Linked DNA regions of Homo sapiens: region 1 is linked to region 2. Evidence: read pairs that join two places in POLR2A ChIA-PET (ENCODE). Cell type or tissue: Panc1. All regions are shown on one strand.

Region 1 (2,500 bases), 62 kb after region 2:
GCACCATGCAAGAGAACTTTCTTCAAAGACATACTTGTTCTGTGGTCTGTGCTGTCCAACTTGGAGGTCACTAGCCATATGTGCCTACTGAGCATATGACATGTGATTAGTGCAATCAAGACACTAAATGTTTAATGTTATTTAATTTTAATTTATTCATGTATCCACATGTAGCTAGTGGTTACCATTTTGAACAGCACAGCTCTAGACTATCTGAGCTGTGGGGAGAAGCATCTAATCCCACATGGTAATTTACTCTTTGGATGAAGACAGTTTCTAAATTAAAATGTAAATGTGGACCCTGAAATTTTTTAAACGTTTTATTGGAAACCTATGAGGACCAGGGTAAAAGGCAATTCCTTTCAACATGCTAATAACAATTGTGCCTCCTAGAAAAAGGCAGATAAAGTCAAAGGGATTGGTCCCAGGTTCCAGGAACCTAACCAGAAGCTGTGATAATCCTGGGTAGGCGAGCACGAACTTTTCAGAAAGTTGGCAGAAAGAGAATAAAATGAAGTGAATTATAGACAAGCTGAGACCGGCTGCAGAAATCAGAAAGACATATAGGTGTGTACTGATGTATGGATGGATTATAGTGTGAAAGCAGGACTCCCCAGGGAAGAGCACAGAGGGGCAATGGCTCAGCTGGCACATGTCTGGGCCAGATGTCATTAGGGCTCAAACCAAAAACATGCACTGTTCCTGAGGAAAGGTGGGTGATTAGGCCTGGAAAAGGGTCACTGGACCATAGGAAGAGGATTGTTTAATCCTATAAACATGCATTACATCAAGGAAAATCTATTAATACTTGTTAATCACTTCACAGCCTACAGAGTTTCAGTACAGGAAAGTGAAATTACATACTTGAACTGATCCTGTATGTAGGATTATAGTGAGTATATGGTGATAAGAAGGGGAGACTTTTAGACAGGTCATAGGAGAAAAAAAAATAGAGGGAAACTGCCAGAAACAAGAAAGGAGATTCAGTTTAGACAACCTCTCCCCTTGATCATAGCAGCAGAAAAGCAAAGCAAAGCAAAACCTCCAGTCATAGACAAATGCTGATGACATGGAACTGATCCCTGACCCTGTGTCAGAGGGGAACAGAGTACCATTTCATCACATCACATTTCAACCCACCATTTCATCATCACAAACATGATACCATTTAATATGTTTACTCAATTGATTCCATGCACATAATGTGATTCCACGTCTCACATTATAAACAATGACAGCATGCTTCAACTATCCAGAGCCTGCGGCTAAACAGAACTATACTTTGGTATTTAAAAGTTTAGAGGCAAGAATAAATAAAAAGAAAATAAGTGGTTAGCAAGATTTTACTAGAGTAGAAAAAATCAGAGAATATGGCAAAATGGGCACAGATAAATTTAATCTATGCTTTCCGCAGCTACTGTTATTTACAATAAATATTGGTGATTCCATCAGTCCAATATAACTTTCTGTGATGATGATGTTATAATTCTGTGCTGTTTACTGCAACAGCCACTAGCCAGAGGTTGCTACTGAGTTCATGAAATGTAGCTAGTACAATTTAGGAACTGAAATTTTAGTCGTATGTAATTTTAATTAATAGGGCAGCTAGATAATCAATCATTCTTTTAAAACAAAGATCTTATTGAGTATACTGTGTCAATAATATAAACCAGTAAAAGATACTAAGCATTTCAGAAAGGACCTCAAAGGAAATGCTTTTTAAAAATGTTTCTGGGGCTGGGTGTGGTGGCTCATGCCTGTAATTCCAGCACTTTGGGAGGCTGAGGCGGGTGGATCACGAGGTCAGGAGTTTGAGACCAGCCTGGCCAAGATGGTGAAACTCTGTCTCTACTAAAAAATACAAAAAGTTAGCCAGGCGAGGTGGCAGGTGCCTATAATCCTAGCTACTCAGGAGGCTGAGGCAGGAGAATCGCTTGAACCCAGGAGGCGGAGGTTGCAGTGAGCCAAGATTGTGCCACTGCACTCTAGCCTGGGTGACAGAGCAAGACTCCGTCTCAAAAAAAAAAAAATTATTCCAGTTCATTCATATGTCAGGTTATGTTAGGAAATAGTGTTGAAAATATAGAATAGCCTTCATTATACTATACGTTGTTAAGAGTATGTATATATGTCAAGCTATACATACGCATATACTCTATTATCAACCATTTTTATTTATTGCTATCATCTCAACACTGGCAACTGTTAACATTTTTTTATCTGTGATATTTCAAATGTTTTAAGTCAATCTTACAGAAAAATGATACTTTGTTACTGATTTGTTGGGAAGTTAAAAGAGTGAGGTTGGCCCAGGGAGGAAACTGAGTGAAAAAATAGAGAAAATGAGGGCCCAATTCAGTCAAAATGGAAGCATCAGCTCCACGCAATACAAAACAACTCAGAAAAAAGAGCAACTGGCCGGGCATGGTGGGTCACGCCTGTAATCTCAGCACTTTGGGAGGCCGAGGTGGGTGGATCCTGAGGTCAGGAGTTCGAGACC
Region 2 (2,500 bases):
AAATTTCTTTCCTACTCAGAGTTGCAGCTTTCTGCTCTGTTGAGATTACATGCAGCTCCTATGAAACCGTGGACGAGAAACTGCTTAGTAAGCCACGAAGCACCGTGTCAATGTATGGCATTGTCATCAACCCTTCATTCAGCCATCATTAGTGAATACATGCTTACTAATGACTGCCTGGTCCCTGTCACCCTTTTTCCCCATCTCCTTTCCTGGAGATCTTCCAATTTAAAGAGGCCTTAGGTGTCAGCAGTTACATTCTCAATGGCCAGGTTTCTTCTCCAGCCACCGGGTTTGTTGGAAAGGATACCTAGTGTCACCAGGACTGAATGGTAATAATAAGGTGAAAATAAGTGTGCTCTAAGAAAAGACTCCTTTGCCTGTCACAGTTATAGAATTAAAATTCTTATAAGTGGATTTACTGACCATCAAATTTGCTACTTTCCTTCATTAAATTGTTAAAGGTATCTTCATGTTGTAATCGAACTTTCCTTCTCTCAGCAGCCAGATTATGTTCCACATGATCTTGTTCAGTTAGAAGTGTGACTGGTTTTAAATGAATCTAGAGAAAGAAAAGCATTTATCTTTTATTGCCTTGTTAAATTATAAAAGCACAGCATGAATTTTGCAAAACAAATGATATGCTACATGGTTTTCTAACTCAAGTAAATAGAGCTTTTATGAGTGTTTTCACTAAACATGTTATGACTAAATTTTTTCTTAAATTATTTTTAAACTAAAAAAATCAACATAGGCGTAATTATTTCTTCATGCAATAAGATATGTGCTTTAAAAATTCTCTCTATTATTTTCCCTGATTTTAAAATTTTTCAACAGAACTACAAAATAAGAAATTATTCATATTGATGAATGAGGAGATGGACTTTGACTCCACTGAAATCTAAACATTTCCTATCTTTGCAAAATTAAGAAAGCAAAGAGAGGGAATAAATTTTGCAAAATTAAGAAAGCAAAGAGAGGGAATAAAGATGTTCTAGAGAAAGTTATCTTATACCATGATACCAATTTGGAAATTTCATTACATGGTGAAAACATTATCTAATAAGCAAAACAAAAGAATCAATATGTAGGAATAAAGCTTTCACCAACTTCCAGAAACCTGGAAATATGAGGCAACAGAACCAAGAGCTCAAATTCTTACATAAATGCCCTTTGCTGACCCTGTGTGTAGAAGGAAGGGTCACCTTGAAGCTGGACTGGGGTAGCTCCATGCTTGTTTCCAAGATACTCAAAGTCTGGTACGGACCCTTGGCCAAGATAAGGATGAAATAAGCTAGTGATCCCTGGGTGTGGTGGCTCACACCTATAATCCCAGCACTTTGTGGGGCTGAGGTGGGTGAATCACTTGAGGTCAGGTGTTCAAGATTATAGGTGTGAGCCACTGCACCTGGCCAACACGTTGAAACACTGTCTGTACTAAAAATACAAAAAGTAACCGGGTATGGTGGAGCACACCTGTAATCCCAGCTACTTAGGAGGCTGAGGCACAAGAATCGCTTGAACCCAGGAGAAGGAGGTTGCAGTGAGCCAAGATCATGCCACTGCACTCCAGCCTGGGAGACAGAGTGAGACTCCATCTCAAAAAAAAAAAAAAAAAAAAAAGAAATAAGAAATAAGCTGGTGATTTATAATATGCTGCTTAAAGTCCAAAACTGCCCTGGACTACCTTGTGGAATTTGGTTAGGAATGTGTAGATTGATGGCATGCACTGGTTTAACTCCTTTTTTTTTTTTGAAACAGGGTCTCACTCTGTTGCCCAGGCTGGAGCACAGTGGTGTAATCATAGCTTCCTGTAACCTCAAACTCTTGGGCTCAAGGGATCCTCTCAGTAGGATTGCAGGCAAACGTCACTATGCCTGGCTAATTTTTTTATATTTATTTTTTGTAGAGATGAGGGCTCACTATGTTGCCCAGGCTGGTCTCAAACTTCTGGCCTCAAGCAATCCTTCCTTCTCAGCCTCCCAAAGCACTCAGATTATAAGTGTGAGCCACTGCACCCAGCCTGATTTAACAATTTTTGTAGTGTTGTTTTAGTTGTGTGACTAGCAGGGTATACAAGACTGCTTGGTAAACTTGTGTGTTGGTTCTCCTGAAACCAAGATACCTCGCATATGTTTTGGTGATTTCTGTTCTGCAGAAGTACATCTTGTGTTACTAAGGCCCCAGCAGCATGGCTGTGCCTGGAGACCTCCACCCTCTCTGAGGCTGGCCTGTGCTTGCTTTCTCCCTCCGCACCATCTGCTTTAGCTTAGTAAGGCTTTGCATGAGTGTACCCTGTGGAGTCTTGCAAGTCCCTTCAATGATCTGGCCTGTGCAATTGTTGAACTAAGTCTGGTTAATCATTGCCAATTTCTTTTTTGTTTTTTAATCAGGGTACATTATGCTTTGAACCAACTTCATCCTAAAATAAACTCACTGTGAACAGAAATTCAAGTAGTCCTATGGGTTCAAACCAAACCACTGATTTTTCATGGGTCTC

The links. Peaks named below come from ENCODE experiments on the same cell type or tissue, not always from the same donor. Only the 100,000 strongest peaks of a DNase experiment are listed, where the experiment ranks them.
Region 1: POLR2A ChIA-PET joins it to region 2 with 8 read pairs; 2 of 35 experiments call an interaction of 5 or more read pairs at or near these places.

Annotation. Positions count from the first base shown.
Region 1 is chr5:81,421,728-81,424,227 of GRCh38, forward strand. All of the region lies in intron 16 of SSBP2 (single stranded DNA binding protein 2), which reads right to left. Among named protein-coding and RNA genes, the nearest start is that of ACOT12, 29 kb to the left of the region's middle. In Panc1, no CTCF peak of the experiment used is centred here; a DNase peak (open chromatin) is centred at 1,154; H3K27ac peaks cover 1,905 bases.
Region 2 is chr5:81,359,477-81,361,976 of GRCh38, forward strand. ACOT12 (acyl-CoA thioesterase 12) reads right to left here. Exons shown (of 15, transcript NM_130767.3): 5 at 427-562. Among named protein-coding and RNA genes, the nearest start is that of ACOT12, 33 kb to the right of the region's middle. In Panc1, no CTCF peak of the experiment used is centred here; no DNase peak of the experiment used is centred here.